Linked DNA regions of Homo sapiens: all the other regions are linked to region 3. The links are chromatin contacts, found by Hi-C or POLR2A ChIA-PET in ENCODE. All regions are on one chromosome and are shown on one strand. Each heading gives the region's core, a stretch centred on a gene start or an enhancer-like site at or near the end of the contact. The rest is flanking DNA. Distances are from core to core; before and after follow the strand shown. Region 1 has its middle 36 kb from the start of WAKMAR2. Region 2 holds the start of LINC02865 (long intergenic non-protein coding RNA 2865). Region 3 holds the start of PERP (p53 apoptosis effector related to PMP22). Region 4 overlaps TNFAIP3 (TNF alpha induced protein 3).

What was found. Hi-C counts contacts between places; a loop is a spot of excess contacts on that map. ChIA-PET counts read pairs that join two places held with the same protein, here RNA polymerase II (POLR2A). Pooled maps may share reads with other maps.
Region 1: a map of naive thymus-derived CD4-positive, alpha-beta T cell shows a loop between it and region 3 (4-fold over the local background). The contact joins the enhancer-like site here to the promoter of PERP in region 3. A Hi-C loop is called at or near these places in 1 of 168 maps with a recorded cell type or tissue (naive thymus-derived CD4-positive, alpha-beta T cell) and 6 of 50 pooled maps. POLR2A ChIA-PET finds 5 or more read pairs at or near these places in 1 of 52 experiments (T-cell).
Region 2: a pooled map shows a loop between it and region 3 (6-fold over the local background). The contact joins the promoter of LINC02865 here to the promoter of PERP in region 3. A Hi-C loop is called at or near these places in 15 of 37 single-sample maps with no recorded cell type and 14 of 50 pooled maps.
Region 4: a map of CD4-positive, alpha-beta T cell shows a loop between it and region 3 (6-fold over the local background). The contact joins the enhancer-like site here to the promoter of PERP in region 3. A Hi-C loop is called at or near these places in 10 of 168 maps with a recorded cell type or tissue (CD4-positive, alpha-beta T cell, CD4-positive, alpha-beta memory T cell, GM12878 and 6 more), 7 of 37 single-sample maps with no recorded cell type and 9 of 50 pooled maps. POLR2A ChIA-PET finds 5 or more read pairs at or near these places in 2 of 52 experiments (MCF 10A and T-cell).

Annotation. Positions count from the first base shown.
Region 1 is chr6:137,903,305-137,906,004 of GRCh38, reverse strand. No RefSeq gene overlaps it. Among named protein-coding and RNA genes, the nearest start is that of WAKMAR2, 36 kb to the right of the region's middle. RefSeq lists enhancers at 576-665, 846-895. Within about 2 kb of position 1,309, at least 4 of the 41 ENCODE cell types and tissues checked have a DNase peak (open chromatin) inside an H3K27ac peak, as active enhancers do.
Region 2 is chr6:137,943,928-137,946,627 of GRCh38, reverse strand. LINC02865 (long intergenic non-protein coding RNA 2865) reads right to left here and starts at 1,280. Exons shown (of 2, transcript NR_174953.1): 1 at 1,162-1,280. SIMALR (suppressor of inflammatory macrophage apoptosis lncRNA) reads left to right here and starts at 828. Exons shown (of 2, transcript NR_149097.1): 1 at 828-959.
Region 3 is chr6:138,106,065-138,108,764 of GRCh38, reverse strand. It overlaps PERP (p53 apoptosis effector related to PMP22), which reads left to right and starts at 1,346. Exons shown (of 3, transcript NM_022121.5): 1 at 1,346-1,638. The coding sequence starts at 1,425. RefSeq lists a silencer at 1,168-1,217.
Region 4 is chr6:137,882,300-137,884,999 of GRCh38, reverse strand. TNFAIP3 (TNF alpha induced protein 3) reads right to left here. Exons shown (of 9, transcript NM_001270508.2): 9 at 1,688-2,700. Among named protein-coding and RNA genes, the nearest start is that of WAKMAR2, 15 kb to the right of the region's middle. Within about 2 kb of position 1,304, at least 10 of the 41 ENCODE cell types and tissues checked have a DNase peak (open chromatin) inside an H3K27ac peak, as active enhancers do; they include CD4-positive, alpha-beta T cell, endothelial cell of umbilical vein and sigmoid colon, where a contact is called at or near this core.

The sequences.
Region 1 (2,700 bases), core at 60-2,559, 200 kb after region 3:
TAGCTTATGGACTGTCATATATTAAGTATGTAATATATACAGGTCATTGTTATTATTATTAAAATATAATATTACAGTAGTGAAGAGTTCTTTAAAAATAAACAGAAATAGAAATTACAGTTGGTCTTTTGAAATGAAACATACTGAGGTTATATTAAATGAATGCTGCATTATTTATAATATTGCTCTCGAATGTGAGGAGTATGTATGTGAGGAGTATGTTTTATTCGAAGGACTAAAAATAACTGCTGTACATCATCTAAACTTTCTCACATTTTGCATGGGACATTTACACATAATGTGTATTTTGTCCATCACATCAGGCTTGATTACTAACAATTACTACGGGTCTTCAGAGAACCGGCATTGAAGATCATTCCTATTAATGTTCACCTCCCATCAAAAGAAGATTAAGGAGAAAAGTAAGATAAAGTTCAAAGAGGAGATTTAAGGTGACAGGTCTGAGCAGACATGGCCAAGAAGTGACACTTCAAATTACCCAAGGACCTAGAGACAGGCAGAGACCTTTGAAGGTCAGGGTTTTATATGGGCTCACCATCTGGATGACTTCATTTAATGAAATTGTATCAAAGCGAGCGGGTTTTACAACCCCAGAGAGGTGGGCTTGGGGTAGCTTCCACTGAAAAGTCAAATTACTTCACAGAAAAACAAAACAAAACCAAAGGTTATGTTGCTAAAACTTTTGAACCAAAAGGAGAAGACAGAATTTCCTCCAATCACAAGGAACCAAGAAAAATATCACATTTCCTGGCTGCCCACTCAATTTACCACCCCCCGCCCAGTCCCCTTTAGTAACAGAGAAAGAAATCACAGTAGTGAATTAATAAAGCAGTGAGCCAGACTTTCCTTCCTCGTGTGATTCAGCCCCGCAGTTGGGGTGGCGGGGGGGCGGGTAGGGAGCGAGTTCTTTAACACTGAGCGCTCTGGACTGGCTTTCAATATTAGACATCCGGAGTTTTTGAAAATTAACACTGGAACAAAAGTGACTATCATACTCCATGTCCCCTTCACCCGCCCTCAGTCACAACTTTATTTTAAGGTTTCTTTGAGGCTGATTAAAAAAAAAAAAAAAAAACAACCTAATGGGAAACACTATCTAGAAATGGAGAAATCAAACCAATACTAAAGCATGTTGTAGCAATTGCCACCACCTATGATTGATTTTATTATAGGAAAAATGTGTTTTACCATAAATGACACTCCTTAAACTCGGTAACCAGCCTCCTTCCTCTCTCTTTCCAGCATATCTAGTTAATCATACATGACTGCAGCAAGGTGATGCAATAGTTTCAATGTAACTGCCTTATCTAGGCATGCAATGAGAAGACCTGTGTGGTTGAGGAGATGCAGACACTCACAGCGTGGCCCCTTGGGCATAAGAATAGTGGTGAGAGTTTTTCCACTGAGTCTTGCAGGGGTATTTGTGGCACCTGTACCTTCTGGAAGGTGCCCCCAAAACCCGGAGATCAGATAGGACTCCAGGGCACTGTGCTGACTTTCTTGCCCTGTGCTTACATTTCTGAGACAAGGATCTAAGAATAAATTCAATTTCCAGTCCCCTCACTTGCTTTGTGAGTTTTCAAAACCCGAAAAGGCCTACCTAAAACAGCATGCACATCCAGAGGTACTCCTGTTAACCGCTAGTGGCATTGACGACTATGAGATGCCCCATTGGCAAGGAGATGCCCCCTCGTTTTTGAGTCCCCCACTGACATTCTCAGGATGATGTCTGTTGGAGACACACTTCTAGCAGGTAAAATTCACACTAACAGGCAGGGTGAACTCTTCCAGACCACCAGAGAAAAAGCAACACTTCATGCTAAAACTTGGACAATACAAGTGTAAAAATACTACCTGGGGCCAGGTGCGGTGGCTCATGCCAACAATTTGGGAGGCCGAGGCGGGCCAATTTCTTGAACTCAGGAGTTCAAGACCAGCCTGGGCTACATGGTGAAAATATCGATAGATAGATAGATGATAGATAGATAGATAAAAAAAAATTTTAAAGCCAACTACCGGGGGTGGTTGTCTCTCCCAGCTGAGAATGAAGGAATCCTCCAAGCACAACTCTCTGTGGAATTCACCATTATCATTCTCTAGCACATGATAGAGCATTCTAGAAAGTGCCCCAAAGCTGCTTTCTCACCCAGGAATAATGAGCCTCAGATGTGAGCTGGGGCTAAAAGGTACCTGGACAACTGCCCTCCTCTGAGGAGGAGAGGTTGGGCCTTGGTGCCCAGAGCAGTGGTGAGTAGTCATCTTATCTCCTTTTACTTCCTCTGTGAAGCCTCTGCACTGGATTTTGACATCACAGATCAATATGATCCTATCCACTATATGCAATTCACAGAAGAACTGTGTAAAATACTTGAATAGAGATTCTGACTTCTAGTTACAAGTTGTTCTCACTGTTAAAAAGGAAAATTGGCCTCGGTCGTTTCTTAACAATGCTACCATTTACTTCAAGAAGAAAATTGTGGGCTTTAACCTTTGCGCATTTGATTCTTCCGCACGGCCTTCCAAGGAACTAGGGTAAATGGACAAATAGTTCTTATAATTTAATACCGCTGTTTAAAAATAGATACTGTACTGAATTTTTTGCTAATTATATTAATAACTTCAAAGCCTTTTATGGAGGATGCTTGCTGGAAACAGAAGGTATTTTTATTTCACTGAAAA
Region 2 (2,700 bases), core at 31-2,530, 160 kb after region 3:
AATACTTGAATCTTGATGAGGAATCTGGCTAGAGGTAAAAATATGGGATTATCTGCATATACACAGTGTTTAGAACCATTGGCCTGCAGGAGAAAATATACATAGAGAAGAGAAGGTGCCTCCGTTCTGAGCCCTGTGGAGCCCAGACGTTTCTGAGACAGGCGGAAGAGAAGAATCCAGGGACGTGAGAAGGGAAGCTTGTCCCACAGCACCCAGTTAGTAAGGAACTGAGCTGTGACTGCCGATGCAACGTTTGTGAGGAGTCCTACAGAGTGCGCTGCCCCCTGCAACCTCAATTACTGCAACAGTCCCTTCCACCTCAAGCTCCACAGTCTGACTTTCAAGGCCAGCTTTGACTCCTCCCTCCTTCTCCAACCTACTTCTGACACCGCAAATATTCCTAAACACCCTACAACTTACAAAGCTCTAGATGCCTGTAGGATGCACTTTTATGTAACAGTAACCATCGCAATGATAACATTTGTTCATCCAACACATATTGAGTGCTTGCTGTGTGTCAGGCCCCCTTCAAGCCTCCAAGGAGACTCCAGAGAACAAAGTCTCTGCTCTTGTGGGTTGACACTGGGGAGGAGGCTTCTCTAGTCTGTTTTTTTTTTTCATAGATCCCTTATTGGTCACACTCATTTCCACCTCTACAAATGTTCCCTCCTTCCTTCTCAGCCTCTTTCCTCCCCTCCACTTATCCAAATCCTCCATTTTCCATAGAAGCCAGCCAGGCTGAAAATAGCATGTTATGTTCCTACATGTGATCACTGGTATATCTAAACATAAACACTACCTTATCACCTCTACTCCCTCCCACAGGGATACACACCTACCTACCGAGAGACCTCCAAACAGAGACATCAACACAGAAACCTCCGCAGAGATAACCAGATCTCCATATGCAAACCCATGTAAAAAGAAACCTAGAGAAACAGATGCCCAGATGAAGAGGGGTATGAGTATAACCTTTTGTGAGTAAAACCAGAGTGAATTTAGGGGGAAATGGGTGCTGTAGAGAAAATGAACAGGGCTAGAGGAGATAGAGGAGAGGGTAAATAAATGGTCAACAAAGCAACTTTCAGACACAATGCTAAGTCTGGATAGCCCCTAAAGGGCTTTTGGTGGTATTCTGAGCTCCCATGCCTAGCTCATTACCTGCTGACAAGATGAAAAGGCAGGGATAGCCATGTTCAGAACTTCTCTCAGGAGCCCAACTTCAGGGAAAGGCTCTTGCAAGGAAGGTCAGTGCATCTCCATCCAGCACAGGCTATATTAGGGAAATTTCACTGGGTGTTAACCTATTTAACACTAAAGCCTTCTCAACCATGTAGATTAGTCTAATGCTCTCTGATGGGGTTACGTGGGTAATTCTCTCCTCCGCTTACCTATAGCTGACAAACAACTTCCATTAGCACAAGTGACCTGGTCAAATAGTGAATTGTGATTTAGTACATGCGAAGGCTCATCTATATGAAACAGTGGGACACTGATTAGTTTCCTTCTATTCCAGCAGGTGGAGCTACTGCCTGGAAGGACTCAATGTGCTTCAGTGGCTGATGCCCACTCCTTAAAAAACAAAACAAAACCCAAAACAACAAGTGGTATAGAGAGAAACAAGAATTACCAAAAGGGAAAATTACTTGGTCTAGAATTATTTTGTGATTGTCCAAATACCTGCACCAGCGTCTGACCAATAACGCATACTCCGTATAGTGAATGAATACATGTGACATAATCTGATGACCAGACTGTAGCTTGAGTTTAGAATAGTAATTCTGTCTGCCTTTTTCTGTTTTGTTTTTCTCTCCTGTCCCTTTGATCTTTGTATATTCCTGTCTTTGGACACCCACCTCCATCAAAATGTCATAGAAAAATTCTGTGAAACTTGACTGCAGGGTCAAAGTGATGTCAAAGGGAGGTTTGGGGAGAGGCATGTGATGAAAATAGCCCAGCTGAGGTTCCCATCTGTTTCCCATGCCGTATAGCACTATGCCCTAGGCAGTGTTTCTTGAAGTGTTTCCCCAGCGTCTGCATCAGTATCAGCTGGGTTGTTTGTCAAAAATTCCAATTCCCAGGCCACACCCCAAAGAATCTGATTCAGTGCTTCTGGGCTGGGGCACTCTTAAGTAGTTCTGCAAAACACAGCTTGAGAATCTCACTTGTAGATTAAGGAGAGTGAACAATCTTTTATCCTTAATCCTAAAATCTAAAGAGTACTGAAAACTGAAAACCGCTGGGTTTTCATAGCTCATTTTGGTGGCAAAATCTGATCCATGAAGTGACATCACACTATAAATGATCCTTATTTATTGCACATAATGTGGACATTCATACACTTTGCTGCAGAAATATTAGTGTGTTTGATTAGAAGTAGCTCTCCCTGACCCTACTGGGAATGTTAAGGGATGTAGGGTATGTACATTGTGCTGAACTGTCTTTCTAAAATCCAAAGAATTCTTTTTTTTTTTGAGACGGAGTCTCGCTCTGTCACCCAGGCTGGAGTGCAGTGGTGCGATCTCGGTTCACTGCAACCTCCGCCCCACTGGATTCAAGCGATTCTCCTGCCTCAGCCCCCTGAGTAGCTGGGACTACAGGCACATGCCACCACACCTGGCTAATTTTTTGTAATTTTTTTGTGGAGACGGGGTTTCACCATGTTAGCCAGGATAGTCTCAATCTCCTGACCTCATGATC
Region 3 (2,700 bases), core at 97-2,596:
GTGAAAATATTTTCCTGTAATAAAAATATATGACGTGGTTTATGTAAAACTTGAATTATGTAAAATGAAGGCTAGGGAAATTATTTCATGTATTTTCAGATACTTTCTCCATGCTTTTATTCGTCCTCAAGAATTGCCAGAAAATGGCATAAGTCAAAAGAGTATTCTGTTTCTATTGAGAATATCAAATTGGAATACAATTTAAAATATTTTTAAGTAGTTCCCACTTTTATATTAAATTAACAGAAAAAATAGGGGATTCAGAAGAAATCTTTGGAGGTACAGGGTTAAGACATGACCCCCATACGATGTTTCAGTGATTTTCCCAAGGCCACCGAGGTGCCTGACACTGAGAACTCCTTTGTCCTCAGCGGCACACCTGGCTGCCACCCCACCCTTCCTGTCACATCTTAGGAGTCAGAACTGCGACGGGAGCTAGCCCAGGACACCGAAGGGGGGATCCTAAATGCAGGTTGCATGCTGACGTATGATTTTTATTTGGAAAAACCTCAAAATAGTAAATGAAGAGTAGAGAGAGTGCAGTTTAAATAGGTAGAGATTCGTGATAGGAAGTGGACTGCAGCAGAGGCGACATGAAATTATCTGGGGAAGCCAGATGAAGCCTTTCCGAAAGGAAGCGAGCATTTGTTAAATTACATGTTCATTCATCAAATTCACTGAGCTCCCCTTGAGATCCAAACACGGTGCCGGACACTAAGGATACACAGATAAATTCAGCATCGCCTCCGCTTTCCAAAATCTGGCAACCCAGCAGGAAAGAACAGCATGCAAAGAGATAAGAGTACCCGGGGAGCCACGGTCCAAGGTGCAAAGGCGGAGCCTAGGAGGAAGGGATCACCTGTGTCAGCAGGGGTCAGGGACGGGCTTCTGGGTTTGGGTGCACGCGTCCAAAGGAGTGCAGCCTTTATCCACAGGTGCAATTAGAACACCCATCTCACACTGCTGAAAACTCAGATATGGCACTGCTGACCACCGCCCCACGATGCGACATCAGGGGTCAGATATTAGGCTGGCGCTGTGCAGATAAACAAGTGTATATGTTGGTGCGCCAGGAAGACAAAACACGCGCCTGGAGAGGCCAGGAGAGCGGGACTGGAGGGTTGTGGGACGCGCGGGACCCTCGGGCCGCCTTCCGCCGCCGCCCGGTGTCACCAGAACCCAGCCTGTTTACCAGCGGCCCCGCCCGCCCCGGCCCGGCAGGGCAGGTCGGGGCGGGCGCGCTCTGAGTCACCGGAATCTAGGTGGGGCCGCCCGGAGCGGCGTCCTCGGGAGCCGCCTCCCCGCGGCCTCTTCGCTTTTGTGGCGGCGCCCGCGCTCGCAGGCCACTCTCTGCTGTCGCCCGTCCCGCGCGCTCCTCCGACCCGCTCCGCTCCGCTCCGCTCGGCCCCGCGCCGCCCGTCAACATGATCCGCTGCGGCCTGGCCTGCGAGCGCTGCCGCTGGATCCTGCCCCTGCTCCTACTCAGCGCCATCGCCTTCGACATCATCGCGCTGGCCGGCCGCGGCTGGTTGCAGTCTAGCGACCACGGCCAGACGTCCTCGCTGTGGTGGAAATGCTCCCAAGAGGGCGGCGGCAGCGGGTCCTACGAGGAGGGCTGTCAGAGCCTCATGGAGTACGGTGAGTGCCCGCCGCCGCCGCCGTCGCCGCCTCCAGGAAGCCCTCGGGGCCGCGGCCTGCAAAAGCCGCCGCGCGTGATGGGCCCTCACAGGGTCGGGGGAGCCAGTGCTTTTCAGAATGCCTGTTTAGGACGAGCTCGGGCTCATGCATCCGACCTGAACCAAATGCAGCAGCAGTAGCTTTGGGTGGCCAACACCAAGCTCAGAAACAGAAAAAAAAAAAAGGCCGTAGTTCAAACTGTATAGTTTTTTTCCTGGGTTTTGTCGGTTACGTACGAAAGATTATTTCAAGCATTGCAAGTTTAGATGAGTAAATATAATGAACAAAGTTTCTTGGAGACCTGAAATTTCTTCCCATTTCTCTTCCTTCTCGTTTCTTCTTATGATTAAAATATAAATATTGAAATAACGTGCCTTCCCTAATATCAGTGGATTCGTTCAACTTGATATAGCTGAAAAAACTTTCTCATTTAAAAAAGCCCTTTCAGGCAGTTTTAGCAGTTAACGTTTTCAATAGATATTTCAGTCTACTTTACCGGTCAGGCTAGTTCTTGTTAGCTCTTGTTCTAGGGCGTGTCCTTTGGTTTAAGCATGGCATTGTTGTTTAGAAAACTTAATTATTTTAATCCGATTTGAAATCTAAAAAGCAAACACATTCCCTACACTCGCGACGTGAAGCAGAGTTGACAAATTTAATGTACCTAGCAGGTGAAGTACTGTATGCCATTTTCCCAGCATGGAGGAAGCTCCCTGCTTGCCTTGCTGAAAGTCAGGACTGGAGCATAGTTCTTGTCTGAGAAGGCATTTTCTTTCACAGTGGGAAGCCCCCTCTCCTTTCCTGGGGGTGGATGGGAATCACAGCTGGGGTCTACTGTGATTAGCAATGTGTGTGGGGGTGGAGATGGGGTCTGTGAGAGCCTAATAAAACCTTAAAGCCAAATGGGCTTTACCTACCGGGTTTAATAGTTTTAAACACAGACAGCAAGCTACCCTGCCTGTTTTCATTTCTTACTATTACCATTGACTTGATTTTTTTCTTTGAAGTGGCCCAGGGCTTCCAACC
Region 4 (2,700 bases), core at 55-2,554, 220 kb after region 3:
TTCTCAGCAAACTAACACAGGAACAGAAAACCAGACACTGCATGTTCTCACTTATAAGTGGGAGTTGAACAATGAGAACACATGGACACAGGGAAGGGAACATCACACACTGGGGCCTGTCACGGGGTAGGGGGGCTAGGAGAGGCACAGCATTAGTAGAAATACCTAATGTAGATGATGGGTTGATGGGTGCAGCAAACCACTATGGCACATGTATACCTATGTAACAAACCTGAACGTTCTACACATGTATCCCAGAACTTAAAGTATAATAAAAAAAAATTTAAAAAAGACTCTGTCTCAAAAATAAATAAATAAATAAATAGAGCCTTATAACTCACTGTAGCCTTAAGCAGTTCTCCCACCTCAGCCTCCTGAGTAGCTGGAACTACAGGTGCCTATTCACTCTTACTGCTATATGATAATCCATTATATGAATATACCACAATATATTTCTCTTTTCTCCTGTTAATGAACATTTGGATCGTTTGTAGTTTGGAGCTATTATGAATACTGCTGAGATGAACATTTTAGTACCATATTTTGGTGAACATATGCATGCATTTCTGTTTTATGGGTGTATAGCTAGGAGTAGAGTGTATACCATTGAGTGTATACCTAGGATTGGAATTTTTGGATCATAAGGTAGGTATACGTCCTAATAAATATTGCTAAACATTAAAAAAAAAAGAAAAGATCCTTACTAAACGAAAGCAATAAGACTTTGTCTTGTATGGTGGATAAACTGAGAAATTAGAATACATACTTGGAATTTGGATATTAAAGAATAAAATAATTTAGCTGGCTCTGATAATGGTGGTTATGTTAAAAGGACATATTCTATTCAATTAGAGGTGCACACTGAAATATTTATGGGTATGAAGACACAATATCTGGGATTTGCTTTCAAGTAGTCCAGGAAAAACAAAAAAGAGGATGTGATAGATGAAACAAATTGGGCAGAACGTTGGTAATTATTGAAACTGGAGGATGGCTATAGAGTGGCTCTTTATAGTACTTGTCACTTTCTTATTAAAGTTTTCTACTTTTAAAAAGTTAAAAAAAAATTATAAATATATTTTTTAAAGTGTGATTCTAAAATCTGGCTGATCATCCAGATCACCCGAGGAGCTTAAAAAAGTAGATTCTGGGAGCTGCGCAGTCCTGCTGAATCAGTCGTCTGTGAGTCCATTTGTACTGGATGGGAGGTGGGGATGAAGGCTTGCGCATGGAGGAATGTGTTATTTTTTAATTTCCTGGTTCTGGCAGCCAGCACAGCCACGCTGCCTCCTCTGCTTTGTCTGACCCAGGAGATCTTACATCAGTCTTCCTTCCTGCCTGCCTACTTCTCTCTTTCCTGTCTTTCCCTCCTCCTCCCTCTTGTTTTCTCTTTCTTCACTTTATAAAAGTTTAGGGCAGGAAGCTTAAAAGGGCCACAGGGTCCTAGCATCCCTTTCCTCTTCCCATCAGAGGAAGAGTGTCTTCATTGTCAAGCGGGGGCTTGTGCTTGAGGACTGGGCCTGGACCTCATACAGTTATTATTTATGAAAAGCTGCCTTGCTACCATGGATGAGAGATGTGTGCATTGCTCAGGTGCACCTCAAAATAAAGCTGCTTAGGAAGCACAGTCTTAATATCCAAGCCTTTCTTTTTCTTTCAGCATTCATCAATTGAAAACATCACAATCTGTTCTTAAATAATTTATTTTTTAATGTTGACTCTTGTGAAAAGTTACATTTATTTAGAAAAACTTGAAGAAATCCAACAAAGAATAGGTGGCTTTCTATTAGGGACAATTAAATGTGCAAATTTCAAATACTTTTTATAATAAGTATAAATAATTACTTTTTTTCACATTAAGAATGGAAATAATGATCAACACAAAATATTAAGATATCAACTTTAAGAGAATTAGATGAAAACACTGAAGTTTATTTGGTATCTTTGGAAAGAAATTATAAAGATTCGTCTGGGAAAAACTTAGGGGGCTCTAAGGGGAAAGTGTGCCTAATAGTATGAGTAAAGGCTGTGTAGAGTTATGGATCACAAATATTTTCAGGCCATAAGTACAGACCCCCAAAATGGCAGCCTTTATCTCTGGGGAAAATGCATTTCCCCTCCTTTTTTTTTTTTCTTCTAGAGCAAATATGACAGCAACCACAAAGCACACAGAGAAACTGTAAGCCAGCAACAGAAAGAGATTTCCTCATACTCATGGTTACTGGCTTTTGCTGTCCCAATACCAGGGTACCATGGGATGCAGGGGACTTCCCAGCCCCCCCAGGACACAGTGTTAACAGAAAATAAAACCATCACAAAAGGCCACATCTTTCCCTGTGACCATTGCCAGTCTCATCCCTGCTCCTTCCCTATCTCATCTCCAAGGAGGTAGGACACTCAGAGGCATTAACAGAACACAGAGTATAGTTTTTTATTACATAGCTGGAGTTTCATAAGGAGAAGCACGAAACATCGATGAATATGTATGTATACCTTGGATGCAATTCCTTCTTTCCTGGGGAGGCAAGCAAAAGTGTATCAAAGAGGCCAATTTACTCCCTGTGGTCAGGAACTTGCCCACAGCCTGACTCAAAGCAAGGATGTTCTCTCAGGAGAACACTGTGGCATTTTCCCCAGAGCTGAAGAAATATCTTCACTTAAATAATCTTGAAGTTTGTAATAAAATAAATAAAGTGAATT